Regions from separate parts of the Mus musculus genome. Here all the other regions are linked to region 1. The links are chromatin loops, found by intact Hi-C in ENCODE. Cell type or tissue: heart. All regions are shown on one strand.

Region 1 (8,000 bases):
TTGCCCTACAAACACAGGAGCGGAATTCATTTTACTCGTCGTGTAAGAAGCTGGGTACGGTACATGCCTGTAATCTTAGAGTGAGGTGGAGGTAGCAGGTTCCTAGAGCTCAAGCCAACTTTTCCTAAAAGCCACTACAGAACACTATCCTGAAGTGCCCCTAGAAAAGATTTCTATGGACAGTTAAGTTCTAACTATTACCCACCATTTCTCCTAGAAGTATCCAAGATAGTAACTTACATATAACTGATAATGTTTGAGCTGTGATTTAACAGAATCATAGAGCAACAGCTTTAAAAATGGTTCAGTGTTTAATGCTTTAGCTGTTTGAGGTATTTAAATCTTTAGGGATGATCAGTATATAGGGCACAGAAGAACTGGTGATTTCGTATACCACTGCAACAATGGAGGCCTCTCATGTAAACTCTTTTATCAATTAGAGGGCTACATAAAGGTTTTCTACTACTATTTAAACAGTGTGGCAAATGTCAAATGTAGCAAAATGTCAATTTATCAGAATCTTAGTATCACCTTCAAATCCCCAGGCTTTTCTTTCATGCCTGGAGAGCATGAAGGAAAGATGACAAGCGTGAGGACATTGAGCATGAAGGCAGTGTCAGACATTAAGTGATAATGCTATATGGTAGGTGATGCTTTGTGTATGTATAACTTAATTTTTCATAAAGCCTAAACAAGGCTTTACTATTTTGTGTTATAGCTAGGTCTATCTTGTGCCAAAGCCTAGGCTCTTAACGCCCTCTGTTAGCCTCAGCCCAGCAATCATCTGCTTACCTCTAGCCCAAGCAGTCTCACACTCCTGAACTATACCAGATCACACTATCCTCATGAACTGAAACAGCACTCAAGAAACTTCCTGGACTAACCTTCCTAGTTCCTAAACTGGTGTCATTTTCTCTGACTCTAGAAGAAATCTTCAGCTCCAGGCGATTCATCAATGCTCAAGAAACAGTCACACATAGCTCCACTCATGATGAAAGATCCATGTGCATGAGCAGGATGCCTCGCTTGCCACCTTGAGTAGCCTTTCTGAGCTTCCTGATAAACCAAACACTATCATTTCTTGGGACTGCTACAGACTCAGTGACCTCCTCTGATTTAAGTGCCTCCCCTCCTACTCCTTTCACCAAACTCTCTGTTAAACAGTCAGTTTTTACCATCTAGGCCCAGACTTTCCCTAGCTGAGGGGCACTGGAATATCCATTGAAACAGTAAGTTCAGCAGAGGGTGCAGCTTTTCAGCACCTTTCTTCTGCCTCCCTCCTATGTTTATCACTTCAACAGCACTACCAGTTTATATTTGAATCATTTCACTCAGATCTTAGGATCTTACATGACTCAGTCAGTCAAGCTGAATAATTAATTAAATCTGTGAGTCTGTAATCCCAGGCAAGATTATCAAGCTCAAGATGCTATTTAAAAGAGAAAAGGCCTGGCAGTGGTGGCACACGCCTTTAATCCCAGCACTTGGGAGGCAGAGGCAGGTGGATTTCTGAGTTGGGAGGCAGAGGCAGGTGGATTTCTGAGTTCAAGGCCAGCCTGGTCTACAGAGTGAGTTCCAGGACAGCCAGGGAAACCCTTTCTCGAAAAAACAAAAACCAAATAAAATAAAAAAAAAATAAATAAACATATTATCCAAATCAACAGTGTGTTTGAAATTTGAATCAAGTGTGCTAAAAAGAGCTCAGGCTACTCAAATGGTACCCGTGATTAATCACCTGGATTTGGAATGGCTGTCTAGAAGAGTATGGAAAAACTTTACTTTCAAATAAGCATACTGTTATACGTGTGTATAGCTTTATAGCACACCATGATATTAAGACTACATTATTTGTTCATGACCTGCCAAAGGATAAATAACCTCCTTGAGGGCAGGGGCTGTCTCTACTCTGATTTATCCCAGACTCCATTGGGCACCTACTCACTTGACACACACCCACTTTGACAGATTACCTACTGCATATACATACAGAAGGTATAAATAAAATAAAAGTAAGTTTTTACATTTATAGACTATGAAAAGGAACATCGCTCACTAAAGTAAACCATGTTTGAAAATGGTTACATTAATACAACAAAAATTAGAAACTCTACAGTTCAGGAGCAAACTTGGGTTATATGAAGTTGAAGGCAGTAAATTTATAGAGTTACAGAGACCTTGGACTTGGAAGTCTAAGCACCTGATGCTCTCCGAGGTTTTATTTTTCATCACACTTCCAGATTTAAGAGCTGTCTACCCAAGGAGACACAAGGACCGTTCACAATGAAACCGTCAAACAGGTAACGAAATAGATCAGTTTTTCTTCTCAAAGCAAAAGTGGCGCGAGAGGAGGGCGCTTGCATTACAGAATGAAAACACAAAGCCAGCCCAGGGCCTGGGGAGTTGGCCCCAGACAATAGGAGCAACGGTAGACAGGTCAGGGGTTGGGTCAGCTGCGGGGTGGAGTCACAAGAGTTCCAGAAATCCCGGGGCTAACGGCTCTAACTGTTCCATCCACCAGTAATGAAGGAATGGATAGCGGATCCTGGCTGGGGGGGCGGGGGTGTCTAGGAACAGTGAAGACGCTTGCACGACTTTTTAAAAGCTGCGGCGAGGCTAGCCCCTTCATTAAGAGTTGGATGCACATGGAATCCTAGAGCCGGGTGCAGGCCAGCTTCCCTTGGGATCCGTGGCGCGTCCGCGGGAGAAGCGGTGGAGGCGACTTACCTTGAGGAGGCAGCTGTTGAGAGGTGCGGGTACCGAGGTGCGGTGGATCACCAGATCCTGGCCTGGGTTGTGCACATCGCAGATAAGCTCCAGCACGGCGACGCTGCGAGCCGTGGACACAGACACGCGGTGGTCCTCAGACCAGGAGAGCGGCTCTAACCCGCTCACCGCGTATTGCAGCTTCACGGCAGGCTCCCGCCGAGTCACCATGAGGCGAAACGAGGCGCTGGGCCCGGGGGCCGCGTCGGCAGCCGCCTCCTTCCCGCCCCCTTCGTCCTTCTCCTCTGCGGGCGGCGAGGGCTCGTCGGCCTTGGGCCCCACCAGGGCCTGGTCCGCCTCGCTCATCTTACTAGGAGCGAGGAGGTCGGGTTACCGGCACACTGAACGCTCGCCACCTTGCCCCGGCCTCTCCCAGCGCCCTCCGCGCCCGTTCACTCCCCGCAGGCCCCGAGCGCCACCGAGCCAGAAAGGACCCCGTCGTTGCTAGGCAACGCCACCCTGCTAGATGGCCGTGGAGCTGCCTGTCTGGAAAGTGCGCTCCGGTAGGGCTGACCCGAGGCGCGCCTGCAGACACGCGGAGAAGGTGGGCGCTTCAGAGAGTCCCTTTCCTAGACACTGGGTGCTAGGTCCGACTAAGAGCCCACGGGAGAGTGAGCCTCCGTGGGTGACTGAAAAGCTGAGAAGACCAGCGTGGTGGCTAAAGGAGACCCTGCTGGGTGGGCGGCGCTCGGCCTCTTCCGGTTTCGGAGGCGTGTGAGGCCTCTTGTCTCCCGCCGGTGCGTGCCGTCCCGGCTCCCGGACCCGGAAGGGGCGGCGGCGGACCGGCGATAGTTGCGAAGATCCTCCCTCTCCACGTGCTACCTGGGCTCCCTGCTGGTTCCGCGGCTCCGCACTTGGGCTTTGGCTACTGTCTGCAGCACTTTGCCTGACCGGCCTTCCAGGACGTGCTTCGGACGCACTCAGGTCCAGATGAAGCGGGTGAGTGCAACCCCAGCCCGGGAGGTGCCACAGTGATCAGGTCCGGTCGAGTTCTTTAAGATGTCCAGAGGGGCTGCCGGGCTGCTCTCGGAAACACGTGAACGAGCGGGGAACCCCGCCTTGGGAGCAAGAGACCGGCGGGCTCCTGAGATTGTCTGAGAACTTAGGTTAGAATTGCAGGCTGTAGTAACTAGTCAAGTTCTTGAGACTAGCTGGGGGGAGGGGGGGACGGGACGGGGGACTAGTCAGCATAAGGATTGGAGGCTGGGTGTATCCAAGCTGGAAAATAATGCCTGAGACATGAGGTCTTAACTGTCGGGAGCCAGGTCTTCTGCTGGCAGGAAGGGTCACTTCTGTTAGGAATGGAGACTGGACTCGGTTCTTTGAGCTTTTAAACGGGACGTTTTCATCCACGTATCCGTTCCCTCGAGAGGAGAAAAGTGACTCTTACAGCAAAAAGATGGTTTTAGGGTTGCTGGTTTATCTTCTTGAAAGTGGGAAGATGTGATAGGAGGCTTCATCCCCCTCACCCAAAAGATAATAATGAAATACAAATTGCCCAGCCAGTTTCAGGTCAACCAATGCTTTTAAACTCCTTTGACTAACACACCCACTGCCTAGTTGCACCTTGGTAGAAGGAAGGAGGGACCTTATTAAGCTTAGAAGGTGATGAGTAAGGACTCTTCAGCAAGCCATTGGTATAGTTGAAACTATGTGGGAGGAGAAATACAGACAACCCTCCGGATAGTGGAGGAGAGGGCATAGGATTTACTGTAGGGTAGACCTGGGCTGGTATAGATGTCAGCTTTGGAATACAGTAGTCTATGTGACTTGGGGGGAGTTAGTCTCTCCTATCCATAAATAGGAACACGAATTTGTTTTATAGAAGATTGTTATGAGACTCCAATGGGATACCTGCAATAACTGCATATTGTCTGGTCCTTAGAGGCAGTTGCTATGTGCCAGTAATAGAAATAAAATCAATTGTGTTTCCTTTGAGGAAGTAGACAGCTGCCTTAGGTCAGCAGCATTGAATCAGGCTTGTGGCATATGCCCAGCCCTGTAGCAGGAACATGCATCTTGCTTACCCAGTTATGCAAGGCTTTTGAGTTCCATCCTCAACTATACAAAAAGAAGAAGAAAAAGAAATTCAAAATTTAATTGAGTGAACAGATTTTATCGTTACTTCAACTGTTGTTTCAAAAGTGATTAAGAGATAATGCAGGCTGGGTGTGGTGGCACATGCCTTTAATCCCAGCACCGAGGAGGTAGAAGCCATTGAATCTCTGAGTTTGAGACCATAATGAGTTCCAGGACAACTAGAACCACATAGTGAGGACTTCTCTCAAAAGGAAAAAAAAAAAAAAAAAAAGGGGGAGGGGGAGGCAATAGAGGCCAGTGAGATGTCTCAGTGGGTGAAGGTGCTTGTGGCTGAGTCTGATGTTCAGAGTTTAATCCTAAGACTTATGTAAAGGGGGAAGGAGAGAGCTCATAGTTGTCAGGTGACCTCTGCATGCTGACCATGACATATGTGCTCACACCCAAACTAATAACGGTACTGCAGGTACCCACCGAGGCCTTGATAATCTGTGCTTTGGTTTATGTATCCAAGTGGGAGTGGAAGATGTGCTGAGCAGATATGCTTAATGAGGGAGCTCGGTGTGGATAACTAATAGACTATTTGGAAGACCCTTCACAGCTTAAATTGGGTTGCTCTGTCTTAATACTATGAAAAATATTTTCTTAAGGATGTTTTCTGGTTATTAAAGTAATAGAGTTTCATTTAAGAAAAATTAAAAGATATAACCCCTCCTACAGTTGCCATTCCCAGAAATAACTTTCAGCATTTGATGTATAGCCTTCAAAGAAACATGACTATATGATCTTTTCTAGCCAAATAGGCTATCGTTAATCAGGCATCTCAGCATTATCTTCATGGAAGAGCACAGTACATTCTGGGAATTTAAGAAAGACTGGCAAAGGGTAAAGGTGAACTTGAAGCTGAGGAGATGGGTAGAGGTTGTATTCTAGAGGCTTCCTAGATCTCCCTGGAGATTTTTCAGTGTTAGCCTAACAGCCGTGGAGAACCTGCTTGAATTTAGCACTTGTTTTGTTTGTGTCTTACTCTAGCCTGGTAGCTGGGAACTCACTTTGTTGCCCAGGCTGACCTAAAACTCAGCAGTCCTCCTGCCTTAGGCTTGTGAGTGCTGGGCTTCTATGTGTGAGCTGTCGTGTTAGCTTCTGAGTACTTGTTTTTGAGAGACTCTGACTTGTCTGTAACGGGTGAGTAGAATTTGCAGGTGTCTCAGTCTGTGTGCTACCTGGTGTGTTTAGTCTAAGGACGGGAAGAGGGAAGATGTGTAATAAGGGAGACCCTCTGCTTGCTGTTGCTGCAGTACCATTCATCATGATGGGACCTGGAGACTCAAGGAGGCAAGTCTAATCTTGATTGGTTGAAAAGCCTCCTAAACCTGAGAGTGGCTTGGAACAGAATAGGTTCCATCCTGAGTGGAGGAGCTCTGTGGACTGAGACTGCTAGTTCTGCTCAAGAAACTTGTGGTAGGGTGACCTTCAGGCCTTTTGTAACTGTCAGGTGAGGCTTGCAAATCTTGTGCTCTCTGACAAAAGACCCAACAGACATGAAAGCTGGCTTTATTTTCCTTTATCTGGAAAATTCATAAACTTGGAACTTTGCAGAAACAAATTTTAAGATGAAGTAGGATTATTTTACTAATATTCAATATTTCAAATTGTATTCATTGAATTCTTTAGAGGAATTCTTATGATTGCCAGGAAAAGAAACTTCTCCTTTTCATTGGTAGATTGGTCTGAAGCTGACAGTCTTTGTGTAACAAGTGATTGTATAAACACAAGTCATTGTTTCAAGTAAAGAGGAAGAGAATGTATACTAAAACTGAAGGCATTGGCTACTCATAGCCTTGTTCAGGCTGGAAGTAAAGATGTTTCTTCTAGAGCAGTGGTTCTCAACCTTCCTAATGCTGCAACCCTTTAATACAATCCCTCATGCTGTGGTGACCCCAACATTAAATTATTTTCATTGCTACTTCATAACTACTATTGCTCCAGTTATGAATCACAATGTAAATATATGGTATGCAACCCCTGTGAAAGGGCTGTTTGCCCCCCCAAAGGAAAGGAGAACTGTTGAGACTCCCTGTTCTAGAAGTTTGGGCACCATGCAAATGCATGCATCACATTCGTGTTGTGAGGACAGGCAACAGGTGAGAAGCACCTGACGGTGTGTCTGTGATCAGCAATCAGGCAGGGACTCTAAAGGCAAGGAGGGTTGGAAACAGTACGATAGCAGTGATGGATGGAGCGACGCTCTCATTTGGAGTGGGGATGGCAAGTAGGAACTGACTCCAGACCATCTGAATCTGAGCAGCTCAAGGGAAAAAGACGACAGATCCAAGCCCTAGGGAAGAACAGTAATGACAGTTTCCACTTCCTGGGCACGCACTGGTTCGACATCCCATTTAACAAATGGTCTTGTCTTAACATGCTTTGTTGGTTAAAAAATAAAGAACAGATTTCATTTCCCTGTGTGTCTCTGTTCTCACATAAAACGGACTCCTAGGGGTGTAGTTTAACTTAATAAGTATGAGTGCTTAATCACAAAGTAGATTCTTGCTTCCCTTAGAATGGACTGAATTGATTAATGTCAGCTGGCAGGACACTTCTCTCTTCCTGCTCCCACTCTCATCTTGGGCAACTTAACAGTTCAGATGGATGGAGGACTGCTAGATGAACGGACTGAGATTGTGTGTCTTCCCCCACCCCCATTTCAGATGAAGCCAAAGAATCTGGTTGTAAACCCTAAACTGATGGTTGGCATATGGGGCGTAATGATCTCTGCAGGAAGAGATACATTCTGTGGGCAGTCAGGCTTCACTCTGAGGATTGTCTTCATGGACTAATGCACCTCTTCTTGATCTTTCCTTTTGGGAACAACACAGCAAGCAGAGGCTACCAAGAGAAAGCACCAAGTGTCCAGTGATGCTCCACCAGCAAAACGGAGGAGTGAAATATCCTCTGTTTTGGCCAAGAAAGCCAGTGATAAAGAAACTCAGAGAACATTTAAAGGGAGTACACACAAAACGTTTCCTCCAAAGAAGTATTTGGACAGTATAGGCAATGGAAGGCAAGAGGAGAAGCCATGCATCAAGACTTCATCGCTGTTTAAAAACAACCCTGAGATCCCAGAACTCCACAGGTGTGTTTTTCAGTGCAGGTGTGCCTCTGGTGTGAGCAGTCACGGACACCTCGTTCTCCACTGC
Region 2 (8,000 bases), 71 kb after region 1:
GCTTGCAAGTATCCAAACTCCCAAGCATTTCTTCCATCTGCAGGTCAGTGTGCTGCAGGTGGTGTGGGGGAGGGGAGCACCTGCGCCCAGGTCCCGGGAGACGGACCAGTGTCAGGAGATGACCTTGGCCCTTTGAACGTGATCTGGAGTCTGACTCCCCTGAAATCTCAGAGCCAGAGGCGGGTGGTTGATCTGCCCCCTCCCCTGCTCCTATTTCTCCCAGGACTGGAACAAGGGGAGGATGGAGAGAGAGCAAAGGGTTGCCTAACGTGGCGTCGCAAAGGCCCATGGGATCCTACCAGGCATTAGAGACTAGGAGCTGCGGGTAGCCAGAGCGGGGGGCGCCGGGCGGAGGAGGGTGGGGCAACGGGGAGCAGCCTCGGAGTCCATCTGTCTGCCCCGCGCCCGCAGGGCCGGGCACCAGCTGCCGGCGCCCTGGCCTGAGCCAGATGAGTCGGCTCAGTGAGTGCTTCGCGGCCTGTCGCGCAGCAGAGGGAGGCCGAGCGTTGGCCTCGCCCGTGACCTCCTAAGACCGTGTGGAAACGGGACAAATCAGATGAGAAGGCCAAGAGCCTCGGGGTGGAAACGGGGAGACCCCTGGGAGTCCAGCCCAAGTCTCCTAAGCATGACTACAACACCCAGGAACTGGGGAACGGGACAAGAGGGAGACGAATTCTCCCTCTTCTTGCCAGTGAAAGGATCTGTAGTTCCAGAGGTGCCAAAGTTATTTATGGAGGAAGGAGTGGGGAGGGCCTGAGCGGGAGCCAACGGAAGGTAGCGCGGACAGGCGCCTAGTCATTTGTAAGAAGTTTATTTTCACATTTAAAAAAAGATAACCCAAGAGGTCTGGCTGCCCTGGGACCTGGGTGGAGGGAGCGGGACTGGGGGCCAGGATGTGTGGGCAAGCCCTCTTGGCCCCTTCCTGCCCACCCGGGATGGGGAGGGCACAGGCCACAGACTCACTGATTCACTGACACGGTCACGGGCTCATGGGTCACGAATAAATAACTTCATATACACTTTGCACACTGTATGTACAGCTCCGCTGCTAGCCCGGGGCTTAGGAAGAATAAAGGAAATGGGAGGGAAGCTCCGTATAGCGCTCCCACTCTGTCCCGCAGAGGTGCAAGAAGGGTGGGCCCCAGGCCTGGGACACCGGCGTCCCCTACCTGCTGCTGAGGGGACAGGGGGCACCTGGGGAAGTCCGCAAGGATCCGGGGCTTGGTGAGAGGTGGGCAAGGACGCATATGTACATCCGGCGAGTGTAAGTAGCTCCTGGATGGAGCAGCCAAGAGAGAGGACGTAGGGGAGGGGTAGCCTCAGTGAATTTCTCCCACACGGGGACACTGGGCTGCGGAGGGGAGCCCAGCAGCCCTGCCCCGGGGCGAAGGGAGGGACCCACGCCCAGCCTGAGCTGGGGGTCCCAGAGCATGGTTTGGGGCAAGCGGGAGCTTCACCGGGGCTGCGCGGCGCGCGGGAGGACGCCGGGCAGCGGGGGCAGCGGCGGGGGCGGCTCGCTGGCGCCCTGGAGTCCGTGGATGAGGATGCGGGGCACCAGAGGTCTCTGAAGGGCAGGAGGTGGCGCGCTGGGTCCGCGGTACAGATAGAGTGCGGCACCGGGGTCCAGATTGGAAACCAGACTCTGCGGGTAGAAATAAGGCGACGGGAACATTCTCTGGAGCGCCGAGTAATTGCCTGCCTCCGCTAGCAGCTCCAGCCCCACGGCCGTCTGTCGCTTCCATTTAGTCCTAGGAACCGAAATCAAGACAGACGAAGGGATCACAACCTTTACCCCTTCCTAGTGATTGGCACCGAGAGCCGCGAGATGGCCAACGGGGAGCATGCTAACTTGTTAATAAATAATGGAGTATCCATGTCAAATACACAATGCAACATACTCTTCCACTGACTTTCCATGACTTTTGTCCCCATTTTACAGATTAAAAGCCTGAGGTATTTCTAGTTTTCAAGACGATCTGCAAAGTAGCAAGCAGAGCCCCTGCTCCAAGCCAGATTGTCTGACTCCCAAGCGCACTTACAAACTCCTGTGGTAGGGCTCCTGGGTATGCTTGCCCTGGGAAGACCCCCTAATGAAAGTGGTGGAGCTACCTACTGGTAGCCTGTGTCCCGCCCCACCCTTACCCCTTACCCAGTCCCATGTAGCCCCAGAGGCTCGGACTTGAAGCAAGTAGGCTGGGTCTGCAAGCGAAGATTTCTCTAAAGGAATGTACACTCTTTCTCTCCCAGCCTACCCACACTCTCCCAGCGTGTGGTGGGATAGCCCGGAGCCCCACTTGGCCCAGAAGTTGAGAGGCCTAGGGCAAGGTTTGAGGAAGTCAAACCTAAAGGTTCTATACCCACCTGTAGTGAGGTTGGGGATGCCTGCCTGGGTTCCAGTGAGGCTGAGGTGGGCTCAGTCACACTAGCCCTGTCCCCACCCCCCTGAATAATTCATCATCATCATAATTGTGTAATTACTGCAACGAGCCTTAATTATTGATGCCTGAAGCAGTAATCGGTATTTATTATTAATGCGGCTGTGTGTTCTGAGGCTTGTTTATGGAAGGCATCATTCCTGCCTCTGCTATGTATGTGGGAAGTGTGGGTCACTATGCTGTCTGTGTACGTATGGTGTACATATCTATTTAAGTCCTATGAATGTCCAAGAAGGAGATTAAGAAGCAGGTTCAAGACCAGTGTCTTAATACCAGTTTCCCATTCCTCTCTGTCCCAGAGGATCTGGCGTGAGGCAGAGAGCCCCTTCTTGGCTGTCCGTGCTAGGAGGTCCAGGGAAGAAATGCTCTGAGATATAAGCAGTCACCACTGGCTCCTACTACAACCACCTCAGGGACCTCTCTGCTTTCTGGAGACTGGGGCTGTCACTCTCCCCGAAGGGCTTGGGCCTTCCATTCCAAGAGCCCAGAAGCCTCAATGCCAAGCCTGGGGCTGTCCTTGGGGACTTGGGCTGAGATGGAGCAGGGCTTGAAACTCTCTGTGTAGGTCCACCTGTCCTGGATTCCAGGCTGATGTCCTTTCTGCCCCTCACTGTGGGACTTAGGGCACAGTGAGTCTTTTCTCAGAGCCTCAGTTTCCCAACTTTTGCAGGTTGGGGGCGACCCAAGGCTCCAGAAGCGCCCAACCGATCCCGCCCCACAGCGAAACCTCACCTGCGGTTCTGGTACCAGGTCTTGACCTGCGTGTCGGTGAGGTTGAGCGAGGCGGCTAGCTCCATGCGGTCTTGCACGCTCAGGTATTTCTGCCGCTCGAAGCTACGCTCCAGCTGCGCCAGCTGATGGTCGGTGAAGGCGGTGCGTGCTTTGCGTGGCTTTTTCAGGCGCACCGGGGGACTGTCCCGAGAGCTGGAGATCTCGCGGTCGCCCTCCTCCTTCACTGCGGAGACACAGAAAGCATGTCAGGGCTTCCTCGGGTCCCAGTCGTCAGAGCAGAGACCTCTGGGGTCCCATAGCACCCAAGCCCTTGGGGATGCTACGGCCTGGCCATCGGAGCCAGGATTCCCAGCCTGCAGAAGGGTGTGAACTATGAGCGAGGAGGAAACGGTGTAGGAAGTGAACGGGGCCAAAGCCGCTGGCAGCTCCCTGAAGAAACTCAACCCTTTTTCTCCCGCCTCACTCCCCCACACCGGGGGAGGGGGAGATAAAGACTGCCAGGGGCAGACCGGCCTAATGTGTCACTGGCCGAGAATGGATTTCTGGAGGATAGTCTCCCTCGTTTGGGCGCAAAGCTCGCGTAGAGAAACAAAACCCTATTTGTTCCTCAGCATCCCATCGTCTCGAAGGGAACATAATTGTGCCCACGCCTCACCGACCTTGCGTTAGCCAGGAATCTACAGAGATGGCTTCCTAGACCAGTTTCGAACTAAGCGGATGGAAAGCCGGCATGGTCGGCATCTGAGAGCGCTCGGAGCTGCGAGAAATACCTATGTTGTCCCTGGGCACGAAGGGCTGCGTGCATCGCAGAGGTCCCGGCTTCGCTGTGCCCACTGTGGCTCCCAACCCACCCTCGCTACAGCCCTCGGTTGGGCAAATGGCCATCTGTTCCCGGCTCCTGAGGTCCACCGTAGACAGGACAAAGCTAGATTAGTTCGTTTTCCTCTATTTTCGTTGGGGTTGACTTAACAGAAAACACACGTTTAATTGAACAAGTTGGGCATTCCCATCTCCATCTCCCAAGGAAAGATTGGAACAGAATAGTCCACTTCTCCCAAAATAACCCTCTAGACTGGGGCTCCCGCCCACCCTACCCCTGCTTTCTTTATCTTCTTTTACGGTGAGTTTCATTCATTGTGCGGGGCATTTGCCATGACAGGGTTCAGCTGAATGTGAGGTGATTTTTCTCTGTAGGAAACAATAATCCGGTTAATTGAGCCACTGGGGAGGGAGGCTTTTCAGCCGGAATGGCTGTGCTTCGCGACAGGGAGGGAGCCTGAAGCCCTAGCACCGGAGCGCCGGAGTCCCGGAGTAACTGCCCCAGACGGCCTTCGGCCTTCAGCTTTCGCCTCCACTGGGAGGCTTTGGAGCCCGCAGGGACAAAAATGACTTTTCTCCCTTGAAAGCCTAAAACTTATCCTTATTCAGACCTCAAACTTGATATTGCAGAAATCTTACTTTACCCCCTAATTATTTGGACTATTGATAACAATCGGCCATCCCGCTGGAGTGGTCGGTTGTTTGTTTTTTAGACTTTCTTCCTTTCCGAGCTCTGCTGGCGCCTTCGGGACTCCTGCAGTTCTGGCTGTCTATCTTGTGTCCAATTTTTTAGAGTTCGGCCTCAGAGCCGCACTCCATCTCCATCGTACTAGAGCCTGGGGACCAGAGATCTTTGGTGGGGTGAAGCCTGGTTTGGTTTCTCTAAGAGCCCAGAGCTCCAGTACTGTTGCCACCCGCGCTACCTCCAAAGCCCTGTTCAACTTCAGTAATTACTGTTTAAGAAATCTTTCACACCAGAAACTTGTGATGAGACTGGCCTGCTCCCCACCCCTGCCTGCAAGAACAAAATGACTCAGTGGTTTGTGGCTGTGGTGAAGGACTTAAATGCCCCTCTGGGCTGGCTCCTGTGTCTGTCTCTCAGTTTAGCTTCCTAAGTCAGACTTTGCAAAAGTCACCCCTGTTTGAGATGTGTGCTAGGCATGCTCTCTCTCTCTCTCTCTCTCTCTCTCTCTCTCTCACACACACACACACACACACACACACACACACACACACACACACAACCATTCACTTCAGAGACTTTTGTTAAGGGCAAAAGCAACAGCCAGTGCCTAGGGGTGGCTGGAACTTTCTACAGCATCTCTGCTCCAAACCCGTTTAAGTGATACTTAGCCGGCTCTCCGCTCTCTCATCATCTCCCTCCTCAGATATCATCAGGGACAGGAGAAGAAAATTGATATTCCAATTATCTTAAACGAAATGGAATCTCTCCTCAAAATCCTGCTTAGGGGCAAAACCATAAAAGGAAGTAACTTGTTTGTACAGCAGTGCTGGACCCAATGGCTCTTTGCCCTAATCATGAAACTAGGTAGAGATGGTTACAAATTGTAAGTAATCACACACACACACACACACACACACACACACACACACACACACACACCTCTCTCCAAGGTGAGTTCTCTTTGCCTCTCTAAACAGGCCCCTGGGAAGGGGGAGGCAAAAGGGCCAAGTTTCCAAAAACACCTTCTTCTGCGTGCTGAGTTTGGAACTGGGAGCATTCTAGATATTGTGGTTCCACAGCCTGGTTGAAGGCCGCCTAGCCATTTCTACTAAGGGAAGAAGAGAGAAAGGAGACCAGGACCTGATGGGCTTCGGTTTGGAGCCTGGGTCTACCCTCAGAGGAATTCTTGGTTGAAAAGAAGACTCAAGAGACTCTAACTAAATTTTGTGAAATTTAGCACAAATAGAGACCAGGAGGTGCATGCAGCAATGACGCTGTCTTCATGGCATAGCATTCACCTGAGGAAGAGGCTTGGGGGATCTATAGTTGTAATAGTTACAAGTCCAGGAGCAGTCTCTACCAGGACTTGATTTTCTGCTGCTTGGCAAGAGAGCTCCATCCCCTGATACCTTTGACACTCTGTGGCCTCTGCCACTTCACTTCTCCTGGGAAAGAACTTTGAGCTCCTGGACCCAATAAGCAGCTAAAGTCAAGGCAGAGCCATAAAGAGAAGATACAAAACTAAGCAACCTCTTTCTTCTCTCCTCCCTCCCCTCTTCTCTCCTCCCTCCCCTCTTCTCTCCTCCCTCCCCTCTTCTTTCCTTCCTTCTCTTCCTTTCCTCCGTCCATTTAATACCACTTCAGCTCCCTTCGTTAAGACAGAATGAAGAGGGAGCCATCACAGAGATTCCCAAAGAGAAAGTAGGACTAACTTGATAACCACTCAGAAATCTCTGGGTCCTGGCCACAGCCTGGTGACCACTGTTCAACCCACTGAAGACCCAAGTCAGAGAGAGCTGCTGTGTAGGTATGGCATTCTTCCCCCTCCGCCTCAGCCTCAGACCCTAATCCAGCCAGCCACCTGGCCTCTCTCTTTCTGCATGGTTCGCAGGCCTAGACTACACCACACTCAATGGGTGGGGAGGCCCACCTTTTCCTCTTTTGGGAAAATTCAGATTAAAAGCTAGACAATTTGTACTGTACTAAGGGCTCTGATGGGAATTTCCTACCAGGCTCTCACTCCAACAGTGCAGCAGCCTCCAAGCTATGCACTGTTGCAAGCTCTCCTCCCAGGGATCCTCAGAAGGTGAGGCTCTTGCCAGAGTTTGCTTTGTACACCTGGGGAGGCTTGCTCTCCTCCACACACAGTATCCTCCCCAGCTTCTCCGAGCCACACACGCTGAACTCTTTGTTGCTCCAGGACCTCAACCTTTGGAGCTGGTAGAGAGGTCTAGAGGAAAACCAACTCTCGGCCCCGGCCTGAGAGATCCTGGAGATGACTATGTTCCTGTCTCCAAGTGTGTGCTCTCAAGTTTTACATGTCACTTTTTAGAACCCACCCACCCCGCTTTTCCCCTTAGTTTCTTACCTTTGTACTCAGAGTCTGATGAAGCGCTGCTGACACTTTTGTCCAGCTTGTCTCGAAAGTCCTCCCCGGCCTTGGCCGCAAGGCGGCCCCCAGGCTCAGGGGCTGCAGGCTGCCCACTGCTAGAGTAGGGTGCACAGGCCGCGAGAGGTTTGCAGTCAGCAAGGATGTCCCTGATCAGAAAGGAGGAGGTGACAGTTCGCGACTGGGCTGGGGCTGAAAGCTGCCCCGGTTGCAGGTGAGAGTCCAAACCTGGGCCAGATGCTGCACCAGGCCGCGAGGTACTGGTCTCCAGACAGTCTCTTCCGGGCGAGGCTGGTGAAGAGCAGTCGCTACTGCTCTCTGAGCGTGGACTCAGCTCCAGGGGTGAACGGCAGTCCCCAAGCAAGGGGTCCCCCTTGGGAAGGGCGGGGCTGCCCGCTCGGTGGGAGAGAATGGAGTCAATCCCAAAGCCATTAGAGCCTTCCATAGCCAAGCTGCAACCTGTCCTCCCCAAAAGCTCCCCACCCACCCCCAACCCCAGCCGCCGCTGCCCCTGCCCCTAGCTGCGGGCTGGCATGGGGAAGGCGGGCAGGGAGCCTGTGGGCACCTTGGACGGAGTTCAGCCTTGGGGGAGCCCGGGAGCTCTGGGCCAACCTCCTCTGCGCATTACATCCAAAAGGGCTCAACGCGTCTTCTGCAGCACCGCGCCGAGCCGCCGAGCCGAGGGGGGGTGGTGGTGGGAGTGTCAGGAGGAATGGGAGGAGGGCGCGCCAAGTTGGGGAGAGCCAAAGGGTAGAAGAACGGCCCGAGGATCCCTTAGGCACAGAAGAAACACGAGGTTGATGGAATCTGAATAAAGATCGTCTTTTGAAAAAACAAAATCCAAACCGCACGCTTCCTCCAGGCAAACGGTAGCCCAGGGCAGGGGTCAGCACGGCCGATAGCAACCGGCCGGGGCCGCGTTACGGGCAGGCAGAACAGA
Region 3 (8,000 bases), 140 kb before region 1:
CTACGGAGTGAATTTGGACAATAGCTCATCCTTAAAGAAATGGGTTTAATAAAACGATGAGCCTCCCTCCACCAGTGAGCTGGGCCAGTTGCCAGTTTGTGGCAGAATCCGTTGAGAGGGACCATTCCCTACCAGCTCATCAACAAATCCACAGTGCTTAGCCTAGGTGACACCGGACATTTGAGTGCTTAGTATAGGCCATGGATTCTTTCATTAGATACGCCTTACAGGTGGGGAAACTGAGGCGTAGTGAAATATGGTCACTGGGTGGCAGGTTGACTTAGGCCCAAGCTGTCTCAGTCTCAAGCTGTACTTTAGTCGCTGTTATGTGCCTGGTAGAGAGGAATAACCGAGGGACCCTCTCCATCAGTTAGAATCCGAGTCTGCATTCCAACTCACATATGCCTGTCCTCTCTGGGGCTCCACTGTTCATGTTTGGGGTGAGGGGCAGGGCAGGGGAGAACACGCGCACACACACACACACACACACACACACACACACACACACACACACACACACACGCACACACACCAGCACGCCAGGCATCACCTGCTCGATACTGGAGATGGGCCGGATTTTGTCGTGGGCATTCTCCCGGCAGTGCTCCAGAGCCGCAATGAAGGTGAACTGTTGCTGCTGGAAGAGCTTATACTTCTGCTCGATGCTGCGGAGGGACTCTTTCACCTCATTCATTGTTGCTCTTAGGTCTCACAGGACAGAAAGGGTCTATTGGGAGGAAGAGGAGAGCCTTGAAGCCCCAGGGGCCAGAATCTCCATGCAGCTTTGGATGGAAGCATCCTCCCATAGCAATGTGTCCCTACTTTGTGGAAAAGGAAGCAGGGTCAGGCAGCCACAAGCTTGTTCTAAGTCCTTCGAGTTGTTCACCACTGCACCAAGTCTGACCCTTGTCTATTTGCCTTCCCAGGACACAGTCTGCCATGACCTGTGGCTTCCTTCACCCAGAGACAGTTTCTGTGGTCCTCAGTGTCTCCAGATCACAGAGTATACCCACATACACACACACACTATCTTGTGAGTGTGCGTGCACACAGCATCCGGGACCTCTCTGTGGCAGAGCCAGTGATTCAAGGACATGCCACAGAACCCCCAAACCAGCAACACATCAGTTTTTAAAAAAGAGTCTATTACAGTGAAGTTGATGAAAGTCTGGGAGAAAACCAGGGTAAAGAAAGAGTTAGTGCTTTGTTGTTCTGTGTGACTCTCTGCGTCTCTCTCTCTCTCTCTCTCTCTCTCTGTGTGTGTGTGTGGGGGGGCTTGGAGCAGGAGCCCCAGCCTCAGGTTTGCAGCTTTCCAGGGTAGGTAGGTGCGGGTGTAGACTCGTCCCCTGTCTTATATTAATTACCTGCATTGCCTGATTAGGAAGGCCAACTGTATGCAACCCGAGGGCCATCACTGATGTGATGCTGGATCCTCAAGCACTGAGGATCCCCCCTGAGCAGACATGGCAGGGGTGCCCTACTCCATGCTGTCATGGTTTACTGACCTCCGACAAAATGCTTATAGTCTTTAAGGAATGTCAGAGCTGGAAGGGACCTCAGCAGTCCCTAACCTGTAACTTCCAGGAGGTATTTGGAGACCTAGAGATAAGGGAGTCCCAGTGAGTGTGTGCCATCGATCCCAGGCTTCCTGATGTCTAAACAGCATCCTCACTATCCCACATCCCACCACCCTTCCATGGGTACACCCAGAGCCCAGGCTCCAGCATGCCAGCCCGTGTCACATGACCCAAGGCTATTCCAGGATGCTGGAAGTGGAAGAGGCCAGCCATGCAAGGAGAAGCGTAAGGGAGGCACATAAAGGAAGGGACATTGGTGGCTTCCTAGTGAGGACATTGAAACTAGGACAACACCTGTGACAAAATAAATGGCAGCCAGAGAACATAAGACCTGAGAACAGATTCTTTAGCTCTCACCTTTCTTTTTTTTTTTTTTTTGTTATTTTTGTTTTGTTTTTCAAGACAGGGTTTCTCTGTGTAGCCCTGGCTGTCCTGGAACTCACTTTGTAGACCAGGCTGGCCTCGAACTCAGAAATCAGCCTGCCTCTGCCTCCCAAGTGCTGGGATTAAAGGCGTGTGCCACCACGCCCGGCAGCTCTCACCTTTCTTACTCTCTTCTCTAGCCCTCCTTCTCTCTCTCCCTTTCCCCTCTCTCCATGTGGCCATGGCTGGCTTCTCTCTTTGTACCTTCTCTCTGTTTCTCCCTTCCTTTCTACAATAAATCTCTAAAACCATTAAAAAACAAAAAACAAAACAAAAAATCAAAAAACTGAGAACAGACCAGAACATGGCCTCTGTGGATGCTGGCCTGCACATCACAGAACTTGGAGATGACTAGAGGAGACCCTTTAAAGATCTGAGGGAGAAGCTAAACCCACATGGGAAGTGGGCAAGCCGGGATCTGTCATATCCCTGCTTGATTCAGGGTAGCTCTTTGATTGGACCCTCCCTCTTTTATATTCCTTAGAGACAAGATGACAGGGATCAGGTTGGCTGTGGCTGCTAAGGAACAGGTGGGCGGTGCTAGCAAGGATCTGGAAAGTTATCCACTTCTAGGGTCCCCCTCTAGCTGGACTTGGGGGGCCTCACTTCCACTCCTATCCCAGAGCAATGAGAATTAGCACTCATGGGGCTCCCTCCCCTGTGCTCAGCTCTCTGCCCATCCTCAGGGCTTCCAGGTTCTCCAAGGAAGCCATGCTAACTGGCTTGCTGTGCCCCACGAGCTCCCTAGAGCAAACCTGACTTAGTTCTTGATCCTAGCAACTTGTGACATGAACACGTCAGGGATGTCACAGAAGGGGATGTAACTAGCTATCCAAAGTGATTGGCCCCTGACCACAGGCCTCTGCAGCCAAATTAGAGTGGATGAAAGGCCTGGATGCAGGCGCTGCTCTCTCTGGGGGAGAAGGGAGGGAAAGGTGATTACCCCATAGGTTTGAGGCTTTAATTGATTTGTATTTTTCCAGGCTGCTAAAGAAGATTAGATCGCAGTATGAAAAGCGCCTAGGGCTTAAAATAAATGAGCGGAGACGAAAGCCACTTCAAAAATGTCCAGGAAGCACACTGAACCCCCCCCCCCCCAGTGCAAGCTGCAGTGTGGCTGCTGCTTTCTTTGTTGGGGAGGCCTCATCTTTGCTTCCCCAGCTGACAAGTCTACCGAGGCCTGAGGCCTTTGAGGAAGCAGGTCTCGGGGACAGAGGGCTGCGCTGTGGCTTTACATGGGCAGGTGTCATTATCCCAGGTCAGAACGCTAGCTCTCAGCCTTGAGGCTCCCTCTGATTTCATTCTCAGCCCCTGGGCAAGACTTTTCCCCTTTGCTAGGCCTTAGCCTCTGTTTCTGTAAAAGGTGGGGGATTGGATAGAAACTCTTCAAGCTATTGAAACTTCCTCTCTGTGCCCAGCAGCTGTCGAGGGAAGAAATCCAGAAAGAGGAAATGACTTGCCCAAAGCCACCAGCTAACTCCTCTGGCCTGTCTTATTCTGCAGTGTCTTGTCTGTCTTCGGAGCAGAAGGTTTTCATCTGACTTGACACTGCCTGGTGCTGTGGCCCCCGGAGCCCCTGAGAGCTCCTCCAGCTTGACCCATGCAAACAGGTGAGCTACAGGAGCAGGAGTGACTCGGTCCCCAGCACTTGCTGCTCTTCCAGAGGGCCTGGGTTTAGTTCTCAGCACCTAGATCTATTGGCTCACTGCTTGCAACTCTGGCTCCAGGGTTCCAAAGTCCCTTTCCCAGCCTCTGCTCTTCCTCTGTCCCACCCTTATACACATTAATACATAAAGATAAAACTTGTGAGACAGGAACGATTGTTGTCCAAAGTGAGGTGAGATTAAGATTAGTCTAAAGATTAAGTGAGATATCACTATGTACCCACACTGTCCACTCCCTATAGGCCAGTCACTGTCGGGGACTTCAGGGTAGTTGTGGGAGGAATGCCTGAGTGTTCCCCACTGCTCAGGGTAGAAACTTAGGCTCACTGTAAATCTGTCAAATTTACAACATCTAGAGTTGGACTTGTGGCTATCATCGTAGGCTGTGTGTACCTCCCTCTGGGTTACTACACAGAGTCCTTCCTCCACGATGCCACCCTTGCCTCTTCCACAGCTACACGCAGCTTTCCTCCCCCTAGGCCAGGACACCTCCACCTCTTTCTCCCCCACTCCCATAGTGTTTTCGACCCAGCTCGTCGCCGGCGCTCCATCCCCCTTTACCCTGGTTTGACTTGGACTGGCCTTCGCCTCACAGAGTGCCCAGAAGCTTGCAGTGCCTCCGTGGGTGTGCGGCCCCGAGGGCGGGAAGGCCCCTCAGGAAATGGGCGTGGGCGGGGTCGAGGCCATAGAGGCCAGGCAGGCTTGGCCGATTGTGACCACAGGTGCTATGGCAACCCGGTCACATGACTCGGCCGGCCGCCCAAACCAGGAGACCCGCCCAGTTTCCCCCCACCCCCACCCCCATATGATCTGGGCGCATATGACTTTTCCTCCTGTAGAAACCGGTCCCACGTCTGCCCCAGCGTCTTTCATTTAAAGATGGGGAAACTGAGATCCAGGGAGCAGGGTCAGCTTCCAGCGCCCAGATCCGCACAGTTGGCTACACCAGAAGCAGGATTTATTCTGTCATCCGATCCCCCATTGCTCTGTAGCTCCACAGGCGTTCTGGGGTTTGCTTTGTGGCCCTGGGGAGGGAGAGCCGACTGCAGATCAGGACCTCGGTGGATGGAATCCGGGACCAGGACTCGCCCCAGCTGAGGCGCTCACCGATGACGCATAGCTTGGCGTCCCAGCAACGCCGTTACTAAGGAGCGGAGCGCTGTCGGAAACATGGATGCAACCACAGCCCCTCATCGCATTCCCCCGGAAATGCCTCAGTACGGGGAAGACTACTACATTTTCGAGATGATGCAGGTGATCAGGCGCCCGAGGATAGGGAATACGGCTACCGGGCCGGGCCGGCAGCATGGTCTGGGGGGAAATCCCTTTCCTCAGTTTCCCCACCTGTGAAATGGCGCAGTAGTCTCCAGGGCCTCTTCTGGCATTGTATGGGAAACCTCAGCCGGTTCCTGAGCCCTGAGTCTTACCTAAGCTGGGCCTTGGAAGCCCTAACAAGCTAGGCTCACCCACCTCACTCCAAGACCAGTTAAAGAGATAAGCAACAGAAAAAAAGAAAAAGTCAGAGAAAGGCTTATTTCCTGTGACCACAATGGAAGGAGGAACACGTTCAAGAAGTTCAGTGACCTGCTTCCCGGGGCTAGTTTTGGGGTCCACACAAGTCTAGTGTGATCCCGCACCTCACTGACCCATATCTGTCTCCGTTCCACTCCCTCCTGCAAGGTGGTCTGACAAGTTGGAGGAAAACTTCCCAGGAGACCCGCCCCTCTGGCTGGTGCCAGCCTTTTCCTTCTCCTGGCATGAGGTTCCTGGGAAATTCCAGTTCCCAGGACCAAACCGATTGTCTCAGCCGTCAGGCAAAAGACACATGTGTTTTGTCTCATGAGGGTGTCTTTGACCCTGTTAGGACAAGTAGGGGACCGTATAAGTTTTAGATGGCATCCCTATCCAGGTGGTCTCCTCTGGGGCAGCATATTTTCTACATAGCCTCTATCCTCAGAATTGGCCTTTTGAAAGCCCTCGTCCCTCATCCCTTATACTAGCTCCCAGCTTGTCCTGGTTCCCAGGCAACTGTGGCCTTCAGCCAAACCATATCCCCATCTATGTGTGCTCCAGTTTTTGACTTGTGCTCTCCAGAGGTGAAAGTGACTTTTAGGGGCTGGACCGATGAGCTGTCTAACAGTCAGTGATTCTGGGGGCCGCAGGCAAACTAGAGCTCAGTTTCTAGTACCCTATACTGCAAGCCTAGCATGCACACGCGCACACGTGCGCACACACACACACACACACACACACACAGACAGAGAGAGAGAGAGAAGGAGGGGGACACCGTGCTGGCACATGAGCCCAGGCCAAGGAGCCTGAGTCTACTGAGCAAGCTCCTTTGGAAAGTGTTAATGGAGGGGAGACCAAGGAGTGGCCAGCCACAAATAAAACAGCAAATCTGGGGGCACGAGAGGGGTGATATATGATCCTGGCCTGCTTTCTTGTTGGATTGGTGGGGCGATAACCAGAATACTTTATCTTATTATCATTTATTTTCAAATAATCTTAGACTTGGGAAGTTATAAAAATGGCGTTCACCTCTTGTCTAGCTTAGGCCGTGTAACCTTGGTCTTCTCAAAGCCGTGAAGCAGAAGTGGGTGCAGTGCTTGAGCCTCCACTGCAGGCTTCTCCTGGATCTCACCCCCTTTCACCTGCTCTTGGGTTTCTGTGGTGGTGTGTACAGCTCTGTGACGTTTTATCAGATGTCTGTGGCTCTCATGGGATTCACAGATCCACTGCTGTTCATCCGTGATAACAGACTGTCCTCAGACTTGGCTTCTTTTTGTCTTGTCCTGAGAAGGACTCATGGCCTTATCAGCCCGAAGCATGCAGATGTGTTACCTGTGTAACCTCTTAGTCAAGAAGTGAACACAACATCTCTAAGCACAGAGCCAGCCCAGCTGTGCCACTGAACGAATGGTAGGGGGCTGGGGAAGGAGGGCTGAGGCCCCAAGAAGAGGAGGGACTTTCGGATGAGATCTAGAGTCTAAACAGGACTCCCCATTGGTGCTCTTGACTACTCTGCACCTCATTGTCCTCATTGGCCCTTCCTACCTCTCCTGCAGCCCAGCTGCTGTCAGCTCTCCAGTTCCCTGGTGTGCCACTCTGAAAACTGCTTCCTCTGACGTGTTTGCTCAGTTGGTTAAATGGCCAACATCCAGGACTATTTAACTGCTTGGCTGATAAGTATTCTGTCCCACTTTGGAGAGACTCAGCCACTAGTGAGGGCTTCGTTTCGTGGCTAGCATCTGCACTGGGTACCTACTGTAATTGTGTAGACAGGGAGGACCGCAAAACCCATGGAGTGTCGAGCAGGAATAGGAGAGGCAGGGAACAGAGGTACACATGCAGGCCTGTGCAGGAGCAGAGAGCAGCAGGGGTTTATCTGGTGCACTGAGAGCTGATGATCAAGAAGCCAGGTCAAGGAGCAAGAGGCGTTCTAGGCAGAAGACCAGCATTCACTGAGGCGCTGCAACAGGACAGCTGTGCAGGACCTCGGGAAGACTGTGCGGGAAACACAAAGGGAGATGAGGTGGGGACCTGACTGCTTGGGCTTCCTCAGGCTTCTGCTGCCAGTGACACCAGCAGATGTTCCAACAGGTGGTCCCCATGGCAACCAGGGTCCCTGCAGGTGTTAACCTCTTGATATCTGTTTGTGCCCACAGAACATGTTGGAGCAGCTCCTGATCCACCAGCCGGAGGACCCCATCAGCTTCATGATCACTCACCTGCGCAGGAACAATGATAATGGTGAGCACTCGCTCCAGTGTGGAGTAGCTGCCGCCCCCTCTACACCACACCATCCTGACTGTGGCCCAGAGCCTTCTGTCCTGCCTGTGCCTGAATGGGGATCAGAACAGAACAGGGAGGAGAGGTACTTTGACAAGTTGCAGTAGTTAATTGGAGAATGCCTTCTTTTTCTTTTTGAGCCTAACTAATAAAAATTCTCTTGCCAGGCTATTAAAATGCAAACCCCAGAATGGCCCATGTAATCAATTATTAATGCTTCCGCCTGCCCTCGCTGATGTCGCCTGTTGGGTTTAAACTCTCTGATCACTCCACTTGTCAGGTGAAGTTTGGTTTCTGGTCTACCTAGACAGCGAATACTTGGACTTTTCCAAGGGTCTCATTATCAGCACCTGCTAATGAGTTGCCGAGCTCCCCAAATCTCAACCAAAGGCAGGTGGCTAGACCCCAGGCTCGAGTGCAGAACTGGGAAGAGGAAGCCCTCCAATAAACAGGGCCCCTTCCTGCATCCCAGGGTTTAGATTTGCCAAGCCGAGAGAGGAGTATTCTGCCCCCGGTGAACCAGAGTCTTGATTGGTTGGTTGAA

What was found. Hi-C counts contacts between places; a loop is a spot of excess contacts. Peaks named below come from ENCODE experiments on the same cell type or tissue, not always from the same donor. Only the 100,000 strongest peaks of a DNase experiment are listed, where the experiment ranks them.
Region 2: it touches region 1 in a loop (2.1-fold over the local background); 2 of 42 quality-filtered maps call a loop at or near these places.
Region 3: a loop joins it to region 1, with 2.9 times the contacts of the local background. A loop is called at or near these places in 2 of 42 quality-filtered maps.

Annotation. Positions count from the first base shown.
Region 1 is chr2:28,837,159-28,845,158 of GRCm38, forward strand. It overlaps Gtf3c4 (general transcription factor IIIC, polypeptide 4), which reads right to left and starts at 3,202. Exons shown (of 5, transcript NM_172977.3): 1 at 2,725-3,202. The coding sequence starts at 3,069. Ddx31 (DEAD/H box helicase 31) reads left to right here and starts at 3,248. Exons shown (of 20, transcript NM_001033294.3): 1 at 3,248-3,702; 2 at 7,680-7,936. The coding sequence starts at 3,694. In heart, no CTCF peak of the experiment used is centred here; DNase peaks (open chromatin) are centred at 3,203 and 3,503; H3K4me3 peaks cover 3,364 bases; H3K27ac peaks cover 2,524 bases.
Region 2 is chr2:28,908,175-28,916,174 of GRCm38, forward strand. Barhl1 (BarH like homeobox 1) reads right to left here. Exons shown (of 3, transcript NM_019446.4): 1 at 7,040-8,000; 2 at 3,168-3,390; 3 at 1-1,748. The coding sequence starts at 7,505. The coding sequence ends at 1,454. Among named protein-coding and RNA genes, the nearest start is that of Barhl1, 4.2 kb to the right of the region's middle. In heart, no CTCF peak of the experiment used is centred here; no DNase peak of the experiment used is centred here; H3K4me3 peaks cover 1,680 bases; H3K27me3 peaks cover 8,000 bases.
Region 3 is chr2:28,695,357-28,703,356 of GRCm38, forward strand. Spaca9 (sperm acrosome associated 9) reads right to left here and starts at 4,295. Exons shown (of 5, transcript NM_027283.1): 1 at 4,226-4,295; 2 at 551-727. The coding sequence starts at 694. It overlaps Ak8 (adenylate kinase 8), which reads left to right and starts at 4,805. Exons shown (of 13, transcript NM_001033874.2): 1 at 4,805-4,918; 2 at 7,333-7,417. The coding sequence starts at 4,835. In heart, no CTCF peak of the experiment used is centred here; DNase peaks (open chromatin) are centred at 4,335 and 4,795; H3K4me3 peaks cover 1,996 bases; H3K27ac peaks cover 1,973 bases; H3K27me3 peaks cover 1,326 bases.